5 separate regions of the Homo sapiens genome follow, and regions 1, 2, 3 and 5 are each linked to region 4. Evidence: chromatin contacts called from ENCODE Hi-C data. All regions are on one chromosome and are shown on one strand. The core of a region is the stretch at or near the end of the contact, and the rest is flanking DNA. Distances in the headings are between cores, read along the strand shown. Region 1 holds the start of ZNF772 (zinc finger protein 772). Region 2 holds the start of TRAPPC2B (trafficking protein particle complex subunit 2B). Region 3 holds the start of ZNF606 (zinc finger protein 606). Region 4 holds the start of ZNF432 (zinc finger protein 432). Region 5 holds the start of ZNF460-AS1 (ZNF460 antisense RNA 1).

What was found. A loop is a pair of places that touch in the nucleus more often than their neighbours do. Pooled maps may share reads with other maps.
Region 1: a pooled map shows a loop between it and region 4 (5-fold over the local background). The contact joins the promoter of ZNF772 here to the promoter of ZNF432 in region 4. A Hi-C loop is called at or near these places in 2 of 50 pooled maps.
Region 2: a pooled map shows a loop between it and region 4 (11-fold over the local background). The contact joins the promoter of TRAPPC2B here to the promoter of ZNF432 in region 4. A Hi-C loop is called at or near these places in 5 of 50 pooled maps.
Region 3: a loop to region 4 is called in a pooled map, with 6 times the contacts of the local background. The contact joins the promoter of ZNF606 here to the promoter of ZNF432 in region 4. A Hi-C loop is called at or near these places in 5 of 50 pooled maps.
Region 5: a loop to region 4 is called in a pooled map, with 13 times the contacts of the local background. The contact joins the promoter of ZNF460-AS1 here to the promoter of ZNF432 in region 4. A Hi-C loop is called at or near these places in 7 of 50 pooled maps.

What each region holds. Positions count from the first base shown.
Region 1 is chr19:57,476,315-57,479,014 of GRCh38, reverse strand. It overlaps ZNF772 (zinc finger protein 772), which reads left to right and starts at 1,449. Exons shown (of 4, transcript NM_001144068.2): 1 at 1,449-1,738; 2 at 2,343-2,381. The coding sequence starts at 1,706. RefSeq lists enhancers at 935-2,134, 1,725-2,248.
Region 2 is chr19:57,362,146-57,364,845 of GRCh38, reverse strand. TRAPPC2B (trafficking protein particle complex subunit 2B) reads right to left here and starts at 1,295. Exons shown (of 2, transcript NM_001355204.2): 1 at 1,143-1,295; 2 at 1-31. The coding sequence starts at 12. It overlaps ZNF547 (zinc finger protein 547), which reads right to left and starts at 1,295. Exons shown (of 4, transcript NM_173631.4): 1 at 1,143-1,295. RefSeq lists enhancers at 1,243-1,622, 1,663-1,742.
Region 3 is chr19:58,001,377-58,004,076 of GRCh38, reverse strand. It overlaps ZNF606 (zinc finger protein 606), which reads left to right and starts at 1,257. Exons shown (of 7, transcript NM_001348022.3): 1 at 1,257-1,681. ZNF606-AS1 (ZNF606 antisense RNA 1) reads right to left here and starts at 1,183. Exons shown (of 4, transcript NR_036508.1): 1 at 1,031-1,183; 2 at 741-866. RefSeq lists an enhancer at 906-1,325.
Region 4 is chr19:52,047,429-52,050,128 of GRCh38, reverse strand. ZNF432 (zinc finger protein 432) reads left to right here and starts at 1,291. Exons shown (of 5, transcript NM_014650.4): 1 at 1,291-1,434. RefSeq lists an enhancer at 919-1,508.
Region 5 is chr19:57,279,058-57,281,757 of GRCh38, reverse strand. ZNF460-AS1 (ZNF460 antisense RNA 1) reads left to right here and starts at 1,424. Exons shown (of 3, transcript NR_136529.1): 1 at 1,424-1,479. ZNF460 (zinc finger protein 460) reads right to left here and starts at 1,273. Exons shown (of 3, transcript NM_006635.4): 1 at 922-1,273. The coding sequence starts at 951. RefSeq lists a silencer at 368-417 and enhancers at 840-1,431, 815-2,014, 1,432-2,023, 1,138-2,077.

The sequences.
Region 1 (2,700 bases), core at 200-2,699, 5.4 Mb before region 4:
TCAAGCTCTCTGGATATGCCTATAGTCCCTATAGCCTGCATGTCCTGGATTTGCAAATCCCCTGTGCATTCCTGAATGAACTCAACATCTTTGAAGAATCTCTGTTATTTAGGTTGACAGTTTAAATATATCCTACATTGTGCTTTTCTTTGCCTCACTTCTTCCACTTATTTTACTATTATTTTACCTTTCTATTGATTATTTATTTATATTCCAAACATTTCCTCTTCTAGTTTGAAAAGTATATACGCTGACTGTATTTATTATATTTAGGCTAAAAATTACAAACGTTTAACACATTAGCGTGCCATACAGGATTGTAATACATTTGCTTTCCACTTGGAAATATAAAAAATTTAAAACTTTGAGCAACTAGCCTCCTTTCAATTTATATGTAGTTGAGGTTACGCACGGGAATTCCATCATTCTAACTCAATAAGTATATCTACTTATGTTTTACACTGTAATATGCTGTTATTTTAATCAAAAGATGCACTTCTTTTCATCTTCATTTCTTCTCTCATTGCAGACTTTTCACCTGAGATCAACTTTCTTTGGCCTTGAGTATTATTTTAAACATTATTTTTTGTGTAAATGTATTTCCATTACATTTATCATTTTTGGTTTCAAATAGTTTTATATCACACTTCCATAAAAGACATTTTGTTGTGTATAGACATCTAGTTTGGTGGTTATTTCTTCTTTACAGAAAGTGTTCATGTTGCCCTTTTCATTGCCATATGACATTTGATGAATTCTGTCTTTTCAGACACTTGTAAAACACTTAAAATATTGAATACATCTCTGTATATGGAGTATGAAATACTATCTTGAACAAGAGTATTACTTGTTGGGTTTGACACAATCACTGCTGTATAAGCAGGATAAATATTTTCTGAGGTAACAGACAGAAGGGTTATTCACTTACTTCAAGGCCACCAAACATCCCCACTCCACGTTCCACATCATGGTGTCTGGAGTCTTTTCTTTCTTGTGCCTGACAGAAAATGCTGAGGCTCGCCAAACTAACTCTGGAGCATCAGGCTACACGCATTTGAAAACAATATTTGTTAACTTCCAGCCATAGAAATCTGAGTGACGTCAGTGTATGGTGTGTCCATTTTATTTTTTGATGAGCATTCTCTGCGTAAGGAAGGCTGAAATCATGTCTCTAAACATTCCTTTGATGTCAAACACGACGTTCACCAGAAATACAGATATGGCTCCTTCAAGAGGAAGCTAAGCTCCGTCTGGGCCTTGGAGACGAGGGACACCATTTCCACGCGCCCCTGGCGGTCTTCTCTGGGCTTTTAACCTGGAGGTGAAGCGAGACGCCGCTTACTAGTGTTGGTGCCGTGGGAACTACATTACCCAGGAAACTTGGCGGCTCTGGGCCAATGAAAACCCAGGAAATAGGCGTTTCCGTTGGTCCTCACCAACGTCAGGGCGGGACTTCCTCTACCATCCTCGGGTGGACATTTTGTTTGCTTTTCCATTAATCCACTGGTTTAGTTTCCAGAACGCAATGTCAGACCTGAGGTGACAGAAAAGGGAAAACGTGAGAGAGTGTCTTCTTCCCTGAAGAGAGGTGGGCCTGAGGCTTGACAGTGGCGCTGCCTGAGTGACCTAGCCGCTGGGCTGGGCCCTGGACAGCTGATCCCAGGTTCCTGCACTTGTCGCCACCCTTCCGTAGTCCACAGGCCTGATGGCGGCGGCTGAGCCGATGGGCCCGGCACAGGTGGGTGCTGCGTCTGCGAGTCTGCGCGCTGACCCCCATCTCTGAATCCCAAAGCTTCGAATGAACGATTCCTCGGGTTACTGCAGCTCAGGCCCCTGTATCTAGAACAGTGGGGGCGCTCGTGTTTGGGACCCATTTTGACAGCACGAGTTGAAGGACGTTCCAGGCAGAGAGACCAGTGTATGCAAAGGCTCAGAGATGGTTCACAGCTGGAGCATTTGGGAAAACTGGGCCTTTAGTGTCTGAAAGGATCAGAGCGCTTTATAAGTGATTGCACCTGGAATATCATCCTGAGCAGCTGGGTCTCTATTCTGAGGGTGATGGGAGCCATGGAAGGTTCTGAACAGAGGAGAGCCAGAATCCGAGGGTTTAAAAAGTATTCCATAGACTGCTCATGGAGGGCAGACTCTTGTTGGCCATGGGGGCGGATAATGAGCACTGTTCCGAGCTAACACAGTTAAGAGGTATCCTTGAAGATGGAAGCACAGAGGGTAGACATTCAGCTCCCAGGCACATTGTAACTGGGTAGGAATATGGGATGGGGTTGAGCCTTTGGGGTTCCTTCAAGATTGCTTGACTCGCATAGTCTCCCTCTTCCCCACAGGTTCCCATGAACTCAGAAGTAATTGTGGACCCTATACAGGTGAGGGGAGAATGTCCATGCTCTCACCGATCCCACCCCCACCCAATACGCTCTCCAGCATTGTGGTGTTATATAGAACACTCTCCTGCTACTCTCCGATCTCTTGGGTCTGAGGACTCTGGAGAAGCCCCAAGCCCAGGGTCCTGACTCCGGGCCAGGGGTTTTATGGAGGGGTTTCCATTTCTGCCAACCATTGGAATAAGGTTGGAAGGTTGTTCCAGGCACAGGAACCAGCCTGTGCAAAATACTTAGAGGTGAGACTGAGAAGGGAGTTTTCAAGAAATTGCAGGTCTCTGTCATGTCTGGTGGGAACCAAGAG
Region 2 (2,700 bases), core at 46-2,545, 5.3 Mb before region 4:
GCTTCCAGACATGGTCTTCAATATATGGCTCCTGCAGCGGGAGGCCGACAACGGAAACGCAATGTCAGTTTCCGCGGAAGAGACCCGCGCTCCGCACCTTTTTTTGACACGGAATCTCGCTCTGTCGCCCAGGCTGGAGTGCAATGGCGCGATCTTGGCTCACTGCAATCTCCACCTCCTGGGTTCAGGCAATTCTCCTGCCTCAGCCTCCCGAATAGCTGGGATTACAGGCGCGCGTCACCACCCCCGGCTAATTTTTGTATTTTTACTAAAGACGGGGTTTCACCATGTTGGTCAGGCTGGTCTTGAACGCCTGACCTTGTGATCCGCTCGCCTTGGCCTCCCAAAGTGCTGGGATTACCGGCGTGAGCCACCACGCCCGGCCACCCTCTATTCTTTTGAAGAATCTACACCAGTTCTCCTCTGTAGACTCCACACCTTTCTGTCCCCCTACCCATGTGACATTTTCAACTTGAGACGCCTGAGAATCACACTGGCCAAACTCCAACCCATGATCTTCTCCATGAAACCTACTTCTCATGCTGCTGACTTCCCCAACTTCATTCTTTCAGATGTTCGGGCAAAAAAAAAAAAATGACCCTTCACTCCCTATTTTTGCTCACAGACATATCTGATACGGCAGGAAAACCTGTTGGCTCTATCTTCCAGGTCTATCCAGAATCCCATCACATTGTCCCTCTTATACCACGGCTCTGGTGCAGCCTCTGGGATCCACTGCAGTGGCCTCTTCTGGGTCTCTCTGTGTCAATTCCCCATCCTGCTCGTTCTAACTCTGGACCTGCCCCTCCCACTGGTCTTCCCTTGACAACCTTCCATGGTTATACCGGCTGCTCAGGCTGCCATTCCAAGAGAAAATTCACAAAACCCTCTCTTTCCCGCAGAAACAACCCACACTCCGGGCTCCCCGACGCGGCCCACTTGGCAGCACCTCCATGCTCTGAACCTGAGATCCCCGAAGGGAGCTCTGAGGCTGCATCAAACCAGCTGATACGGGGACCCCACACAGGAACGCCCCTCTCTTCGAGACAAGGGGCCTGACCTGCAGGGCCCCTTCTATGGGCTTCAGCACTGGAAGGAGGGGTCGGGCGGAGGTGGGGGGGGGCCTGGGACGGGGCACCCACCTCGGGTTCTTCGGCGGGGACTCCGCAAGTCCAGCCAGGGAAGAGAGGGGCGGGGGCGACAAAGGCAAGACAAGGACACCGCCGTCCCCAGTCCTTGTCAGCTGAGCTTCTGCCACTGTCAGTTGTGCCTGTGTCACTACCGCCTCTGCGTACAAGGAACCAAGCCGCTTCTCGCGCTTTTCCGCTCCGTCACTTCGGTGACGTCATAGAGCGCCAAAGGCCGGAACTAGTGAAAACACCAGAGAAAATCAAATCAACCACGGCAAGAGGACGCCGGAAGTCCCGCCCTCCTACGATGCGCGAGCACGAGGACGGACGCACGCACGCACGCACGCACGCAAAGGTTCCTTCCTGCACATTCATTGGGTCAGTCGCGCTGCCGAGAACCGCAGTGTCTTCTGGGTTATGAAGTTTCGACACCGCTTCTGGACTTGCCTTAGAGCGTTGGTCAGTCCTTATATGGCGGATAGAGGCTCAGTGGCACCGTCAGGGGAGCTGGTAAACAGAGTGCCGGACTCCACGGACAGGACGGGGCTTGGGTTGCTCTTAAAGGCGACATAACCAGATTTTCTTGAAGTAAGGTCTAGGATACTCACAGAAATGTGAGGGACCTATGATATCGGATTGTGAAGCACAGCAAGTTCTCAACGGCTACACCGCCAAAGGGACACACTATACCACAAAGGCACTCTGTCTCTACTCATGCCTCTCAGCCATATGTTGCTTTTCAAATACACATACAGTTAAACTTTGACTTCTATTTATTAAGCTTCAATATGGTTGGTCCAAGAGAACAAAGAAAGACTACATGGCTGGGAATTTGCACAAAAGAAGACAGGAGATACCGACGTAGATTGAAAGGGTGACGCTGTGCCTCTGGATCCAGAAGAAAACATCATTACTGTCTGTAGAGTCAGTGATTGTGTTCCTACCAAGAGTGCAATGCTTTTATTCTAATAATACTTATTACTTCATGTCTGAAATATTTTACATTTATTTTAAAAGTCTCAATCCTGTCTGAAAATGAGAGTGACTGATACATGCCATTTCCTGACAGGACATTTTGTGCCATTCCATAGTTGGAGTATATGTACACAGGGAACGTATTATCCCCAATAAAAACTGTGAACTTTCATGATCTTATCTCCTTCCTGAGAAGTGAGTTATCATTTTACAGGGAGTTGAAATTATCTGTGAAAATACTTGTGAAATGAAAATTACAGAAATCTATTAATAATAACTGTTAGGTTTTGAAGGGAAGGCGAGGGTTAAAGAAAGGCAGAGTTGGCAGCTCTACAGCAATGCAGGTTTTATGTCCAGCACGAGACCTGTGATGGGGAGAACTAGCTTAGTGCCAGAACCCCTCACTGCTTACAGGCTGGGGCAATTATAGGCCTGGATGAGAGGGGTCAGGGGTGGGGGGCAGGGGGCGCGGCGGGAGGGTATGACTTGCTGCCCAGGAGGATGGTGGGTTTTTTTTTGTTTTTGGAGGAGTCTCGCTCTTGTCGCCCAGCCTTGAGTGCAATGGCGTGATCTCGGCCCACTGCAACCTCCGCCT
Region 3 (2,700 bases), core at 8-2,507, 6.0 Mb before region 4:
TGATCCTCCATTACTAGTGGAAATATCTTCAAAATCTCTCTTGCCCACTGCTCACTCAAGTCTAGCTTCCTAAATGGCCATGCTTTCTTTGGTATCACCACCTACAGTCCCTCAGTCCCTTTTTTTGAGACAGAGTCTTGCCCTGCTGCCCAGGCTGGAGTGCAATGGCTTGATCTCGGCTTACTGTAGCCTCCGCTTCCCGGGTTCAAGCGATTCTCCTGCCTCAGCCTCCCAAGTAGCTGGGTACAGGTGCCCTCCACCAAGCCCGGCTAATTTTTGGTATTTTTAGTAGAGACGAGGTTTTATCATGTTGCCCAGACTGGTCTCGGAACTCCTGACCTCAGGCGATCCACCTGCCTTGGCCTCCCAAAGTGCTGGGATTACAGCTGTGAGCCACCGCGCCCGGCCCGTTTTTGTTTGTTTTAATGCCGGGTCTTGCTCTGTTGCCCAGGCTGAAGTGCAGTGGTGCGATCATAGCTCACTGCAACCTTGACCTCCCAGGCTCAAGCAATCCTTCCACCGCAACCTCCTAAGTAGCGGGGACTACAGGCGCGCGCCATCACACCGGGCTAATTTTTGTATTTTTTTTGTAGAGATGTGGTCTCGCTATGTTGCCCAGGGTGGTGTCGAACTCCTGAACTCAACTGATCCTCCCGCCACAGCTTCCCGAAGTGCTGGGACTACAGGAATGAGCCACCGCTCCCGAACCGCTCCATGCATATCGATAGAGGAAAACTCACAGGGTGCGTCGCTGGTAACCCATGCTCCCATAAAGCCTGGCCTCTGGAAAGAGACTTGGGAACGAGCCCTGACGTTCTCAGCCGTCGAGCTTCACAGAGAAGGGTAGCTCGAATTAGGTTCCTTATCTTAAAGAGAATAACAGCAGTCACTTTCTCACAATCTTGCGAACGCCAAATGGAAGGATCCCTCGAGAGCGCTGAGAACTCGCCGAGCTCCTCCCGGGAAACCCGGTACCACGAGGCGCCATTTTGCGGATGGGCAAACCGAGGCCCGCGGGGCCGCGACTTACCCAGGCCTTTTTGCAGTGGGAGGCGACGGTGGAGGAGGGTGGTCTGGGACCGGGACAACAAAGTCCATCCTGCCGCCGGCTTCGACGCAGGTGCCAGAAAGGTCCCAACCCCGCCCAGGCAGGGCGAGGCGGCGCGGCCCAGGAACCTGTCATGGCGGCGCCGCTGCCCGACGCCGGAAGTGCCCGCCTGGAACTACAGCTCCCAGCAGACCCCGCGGCGCGCTCCGGTCGACGCCGGGGAAGCAGCCGCCATTGTCCGCGGCTGAGGTGAGGCCTTTGCTCAGGCTGTGGGGCCGCCGTAGCTGCGGGGCTTGGGGGGTCAGGAGAGCCGGCTGGGAGAGGCGGCGTCAGGGTGGGTCCTGCGCCTGCCCTTTCCGCGCCGGCTTTGCGCCGTCGTTGCCGTCGGTTCTCCAGCCAGCAGCCTGCCTCCGGCCTCCCGCCTCCGGGCGTTCTTCGTTTTCTGGTCGGACGGGCCTGGGTGAACTCTGCTGCACGTCGGCTCCGCGGGCCTTTGTCCCCGAGGCCGCGCCGGGAGCTCCCAAGCGCACTCCTGGGCCGGACCTCGGCGCGGGACAAAAGCCAAACGCCCCAGGCGGGCAGACCCCGATCCTGCTGCGCCGCCTTCAAGGGGGACCGCCGGCCGCGAGCCAGGTGAGGCCGGGACGAGCTTTTGCAGCGTCGCGGCCGCGTCGGTCTTGAGGAGGAAATTTGGGTCGGGAGCTCTGGAAGCAGGTGATAAGGATGCTTCTGAGGCCATTGATGGGACGAATAACCCCGTTCGTTCCCCAGCCGTCGTTTCTCCCCCTGCCAGTTCACACAAAGCACTGTGAAGGACGTCAGACCTGGGTTGGAAACAGCTCCGGGTTCCCTTAAACATGCAGTGACGGCGGCGGTCACTGTCAAGTTGCAAATAATGGTGCAAAGTACGGTTTGCATTCTGCGTTTTCGCGCTGATTCCGGTGCTCCTGAGGCCCACTGTGTGTTCTAGTGCTTTATACACATACCCAGGAATCCATTCGAGAGGTTGCTGACTTGTACAAAGATCTGGAACCTGAGGAGTTAGGGGTCTGGGCGCCAGGCCCATCTCTAAGTCCTCCACACACACACAAGCTTAGGCTTAGTAAATCTTGGAGGTGAATTTTTTTTGGAGGTGGGATTAAATTTGCATAACATAATGTTCACTTTAAGCACTTAAAAGTGTGCAATTCACCGGTTTTATTGTATATTAATAAAGTTGTGCAATCATCCCCATTATCTAATTTTAGAACATTTCATCACCCCACAAAGAAACCCTTGTTCCCCTTAAGCAGTCACTCCCCATTTCATTTTTCCCCCAGCTCTAGGCAACCACTAATATATGAGGATTGCAAGTTGATTTTACAATAATTGTCAGATTAATCCAAAAGTTCCATCTGTGTTGTGACTGGCTGTCTCTTGGGAATAGCTGACAAATTTGTACCCTCTCATTCAGGATCATGCTCTTTTTTCCAGCTTATGCAAATTACCTTTCATTTCTCTCCAGGAATTGTGTTACTTTTTTGACATGTAAATTCTCTTTTCTTACGATGCTCCTTACAAGTTTTTTTGTTGCTTCGGTGGATGGATTCCCTTCTTTGTTCCCACTTGGTCTTCTGTGAGAAAGGACTAGTTTTGTCTTTTTTCACTTTTGT
Region 4 (2,700 bases), core at 42-2,541:
ATAGAGAGTGTAGGGGAAGGGAGAAGGCAGACAGGTAAAAGGAAAAAGAATGTTAAGTGTTGTTCAGCCTCAAGACTGACATGATGAAAGTACCTTTATTGTGGTTTTTGTAAATTAGAATGCATGCTTTATTATTAAAAAAAACACAATTGAAAATGTTAAGGACCTTTTCCTCCTTGCTTCTTATAAGAAACCATCATAAGACATAACTTGTAATAATTCTGTAGAAATATACATATATAAAGATATATGTATATATATATTTTAAAATAGTATGTTTTTATTGCAAAATATTCATTAGTGTCATCATATCATAGCCAGATCTACAACCCCAGAGTAATTCCCATGGTTATGTTACATGGCAAAAAGGACTCTGCATTGTAATTAAGTTTATTAATCAGCTGACTTTAGCATTGGGAGATTATTCTGGATTGCCCAAGCACTTAAGAATAGGAGAAACCGGAGAGATGCAGCAGCAATAGTCAGTGGTTTCAAATATGAAAGGGATTTCACATACTATTGTTGGCTTTAAAGATAGGAAGTCGTGGGGGCAAGGAAACTCTCTAAAGGAAATTAATCTGGCAACAACCTAAATAATTCTAGAAAAGGATTCTTTTCCAGAGTCAAGAACAGAGCCAGGTGGTTCTTCTCTTCTAAAGACATTTCCATGGGCCAGTTCCACCGCAAGCTTCTCAGAGAGAATATGTTCTGCCGTACGGACACCGAACGTCCCCTAAGATGGCCGCCCCCATGATGCTCTCCCCTAAGGGCTCTGGCTCCGTTACCTGCAACGCACCGCTCGCTTATTTTTTGTTCTAGTCTCTCTTGCTTCAGTTTTTATACGGCTTCTAAAACGCTTCGCATTTACAATAGTGACTGAGGTGCCCAGAGGTGACTTTAATTTTCCATTGAGCTGAGACGTCACAGCCATCATAACCGCTAAGAAGGGATGCCGCGCCTTTGTGGTAATAATGGGTTCTGGCCTTTGAGAAGTTTGCGCCGTTCACTGTCCCCTGCGAGGAGAAGACTAACTTATTTCTGTTCCGTGTCTGTTCAGAGGACTTTACCCCCACGCCGTGTCTGCCTGTGTGAACTCAAGCCTCTGATAAGCTCTCCATTTTCTGCCAGGGCTGAGGTGTCTGGAAATCGGACAGTTTAAGAGGCCTCCGTCCACCGCGTCTCCCGGCCGCTGTGCCTTCTGTACGTCACGTACTCAAAGATGGCCGCCCCCAGAGCGGCGAGGCGACGCCGGCGCGGACGCGTCTCCTCCTGAGGAAAAGCCGGAAGGCCGCATTCCGCTCTCCATGGAAACGCGGCTGACCGTCTCTGGAGGTTTAGAGGGGGAGGGAGTTGGGCGAGGGGCCCAGAAGTGGAAGAAGTTTAGGGAAGTAAGTTCAGCTTTTAAGAGGTCGCGGCGATTCCAAGGAGAGTCAGGTCAGTGTGTGGGTCAGGGCGTGGAAACGTGGTGGGAGGGAGCTTTCTGAGGGCGTCTGCGTTGTTGGTGGCGCTATATGGTGGAGGTAGCGCGGGGGTTGGGGGAGGCGGGGGCGGGTGTTTCCTTTTGGAGGGGAGCTGGTAGGAGTCCCTGGTGGGTGTCTGTGATAGGATATCTTTGGGGTCCCTCATGGAGGCTCTGGTGGTCAGTGATTAAAGGCCTGAATAGATCAACGACCAAGAGTACTGAGGTCAGGGATTGTGGTCCTCGCGGGTCACTCCCCAGTGGGGCTCAGTGATTGAGAATCGATGGGGTGGCTTTTGTCAACGAATGTGACTTCTGTTTCACATTCTGGATTAATCTGAGGCTTAGTGATTGATGAATCATTAAGGGAATCCAGTGTACGTGTGTGTCTATTCCAGGTTTTCCTATTTTATCTGGCGGGGTGGTGGTCTTTTGTCTAGAGACAAGTGAAAGCCGAAGTCTTTTCACAAGAGCCCTGGCTGGTTTTGTGTGTGTGTGTGTGTGTGTGTGTGTGTGTGTGTGTGTGTGTGTGTGTGTGTGTTGAGCTCAAACTTTGGCTGGAACAGACTTGATGAACGTTAACATTTCCTAAAAGTTTCAGGTCCGAGTACCTCCTCCACAATGAGTTTTCTAATCCTCTGGCTTTCCACAACAACCCATGCTCTTGAACCTGCAGAAAATGAAAGTTTTTTGGGGGTGAAGGGGGGCGGATGAATAGGCTTTCTATTTAACATTATGTTTTTAAATTACTGCGCACAAATTAACAAGAGCCTATTTTTATCCTTCCTCTTGCAAATGTACTGCATATTTTTATGGGTGTTTCAGGTTTTGTATGTTAGTATATAAAGGCGGCTATTTTCCCAGTATTTATATTTTTGAATTGTTTTCTAAATTTGTATTTATAACTCGTATTCCTTTTCTCTGTCTCCCTCTTTTTTTCTATGTGTTTCTTGTTCTTCATATTGAAGTGTGTATATAAACATTTTTTTTTTTTTTTTGAGATGGAGTCTTGCTTTTGTCGCCCAGGCTTGAGTGCAATGGCTGGGCTCACTGCAAACTTCGCCTCCTGCGTTCAAGCCATTCTCCTGCCTCAGTCTCCGAGTAGCTGGGATTACAGGTGCCTGCCACCATGCCTGGCTAATTTTTTCTATTTTTAGTAGAGACAGTGTTTCACCATGTTGACAAGGCTGGTCTCGAACTCCTGACCTCAGGTGATCTGCCCATCTCGGCCTCCCAAAGTG
Region 5 (2,700 bases), core at 175-2,674, 5.2 Mb before region 4:
CCCGTCTCTACTAAAAATACAAAAATTAGCCAGGCGTGGTGGCGCACACCTGTAGTCCCAGCTACTCAGGAGGCTGAGGCAGGAGAATCGCTTGAACCCAAAAGGCGGAGGTTGCAGTGAGCCGAGGTCACGCCACTGCACTCCAGCCTGGGCGACAGAACAAGACTCCGTCTCAAAAAAAAAAAAAAAAAAAAAAAAAAATTTCAGGGTTAAACGAACTGAGGGTTAAATAATACTCACCGATCAGCCCACAGCAAGGACTCAATGACAGTTAATATCATTCTTTGCAATTATTTTTCTTTGTTCCCATTACATCCTTGACAAACTCAAATCCACAAGCTTCTTTAATACCATCAGATTATCTACACAAAAATACCAGACTCTGGGCAAGGGTGTAAGGTGCCACTTTAGCCGGAATTGCCAAAAAAGGCACCTCCAAATAGGTGACACCTGGACAGATGCCAAAAGGATGTGAAAGGGAGGCCCTGCAAAGTTACAGGGGCAGTGTTCGAAGTAAAAGGAAGTGCAAGGAGAAAGCCTGGAAAATGGAAGAGGACTGCACGGTCAGGTTGGTGGCTCTGAAGAGCAAAGGACCAGGGAAAAATGCAAACAGACAAGGTCAGGGGTGGTTGGCCAGGTGGATGGGGTACGGGCTGGCAGGCAACAGAGAAGGTTGGATTTAGGGGAAGTGTGATGAGATCCCTAGAAGGAAGCATCACTCCTTCAACCACGGACTGAACACCTATCAGAGGCCAACACTGTTGCAGGACTGCGGATAAAGGAAATGACAAGCCACGGCCATTTCTCTTAAATAAACGATGGCGACAAAGAAAAATCCTGTGGCTGTCTTGGCTTCCAGCCTGCCCACGAGGCCTCTAGAAATAGCACAGCAGCAGCAAGGCCGAAACCTCGTCCACTCACCTGCGCCGGAGCCATCCACGCCGCCGCCATCCCGGGAATGCCGCGGATCAGCCGACCACAGCCCTTCTCTGTCCTGGGCGGGGCGACCTCGGCTGACTTTCGCACTCCGAGCCTCAGTTTTCCCCCGAAAAAAATGCGCACAAGGCCCAAGGCGCAGCGTCGGGGCTGAGGAGACGGAGGGCGGCTGCGGAGGCCTAGGCCTCGGCGGGCGCCGGTGGGACACCTCGTTAGGGGAGAAGCGGGGCGTCAGGCTCCCGCCAAGACGCGAAGAAGGGGCGTAACCGCTTCACTACCCGTCCCTGCTCAGGCCGCAGAACGCGCCCACCCAGCGCTCTAGGCCCCACACTGTTTCAGGGCCAAACCGGCCCACGGAGATGACGTCACACGAAGAAGCGGAAGTCCCGCCTCCGCCGCCCTGGCCCGCAGAAAACTCTCCTGTCCTGGGTCGTCAATGGCCCAGAGTCCGCGGCCGACGCAAGGGGCAGTGCCTTCTGGGTAATGCAGTTTTTCCCTTACATCTACCGGGTGTGGGAACTCACCCAGCGCATCCGACTGCACGTAAGTGCGCACCAGAACCCCCGCGTCGTCTTAGGGCCACCGCCTTAGTATAGGCACAAGTCGGAGGGTCGAAAGGTCCCTTCTAGCTCAGGAAAATCGAGGTCAGGAGGCGGGGATATTCGCCCCGATTCAGACCCCGAACAAAGGTGCTTACCCTGCTGTGGGCTGGGCCCGCGACTTCTCGCTTGCTTTGCCTCTTTTCTGGATCTTTTCATAGAAGAAAAGGATAAATGAGCAGTTAAAATAGCCACCCAAAGGAGGACGCCTGACAGTGTGCCCAGCCTGCTGGGAAAGGACAGACCGCCCTCTATTGGGCCTCCTTTGGCCGGGCCCAGCCTTCGTAGGATGCAGGGACTTCCGGGTGATGTAATAGGCTTCGCGTTCGCCACGTGTGGACTTCCCGTACCCTGAGGTGGGGAGGCTGCTAGTGGAGCAGGCTTGCCGGGAAGCCCAGTACTCCCATTTCAAGCATGATCAGTTTGAAACGTCAGTAAGACCACAAAGCGTAGTGCCATATACTCAACCTATGATTCAACATTGGCAGAGGGTTCGAGCGTGGATATATAAATTTGGGAGTTATTACTGTAAACTGTTACTTCAAGTCATGATATTGGGTGAGGCTATGAAAAGAATGAGCGTAGATGGATAAGTGACGGGAAAGAGGGGAACCCTGGCCCAACCCAGCATTAACTGGTTGCAGACAGGAGAGTTTATAAAGTCTTGTTAGGAATTTTAACAATCCTAGACTATGCAAAGATTATATTATGCGAAGTCTTAGGAGTCCCCATCAGTAACTTTTTTTTTTTCTTTTCATGACTATGAAAGTGAGAGAATAAAGTCCAGCTTTCAATGGTTTGACGATATATATGGTTAAGGAAATAGAAAGGTGTGCAGAAAGTACTCTCCAAGAGATTTAATTTTGAGATTGAAAATAGTCAAGGAATGGAGATGGAGTCAATTTCCTACACGATGCGGTACTTTTGGAGAAATATTTTTGGCTAAATTAGTGTGCAAGGAACACTGTTATTCATCACTGGCAATAGTAATTTTTGAAAATTGATAAAGACATCATTCTCTTTTTCACATATTTGTGACTCTTAAATTTTTTTTTTTTTTTTTTTTTTTTGAGATGGAGTTTCACTCTTGTTGCCCAGGCTGGAGAGCAGTGGCACAGTCTCCACTCACTGCAACCTCCGCCTCCCGGGTTCAAGCGATTCTCCT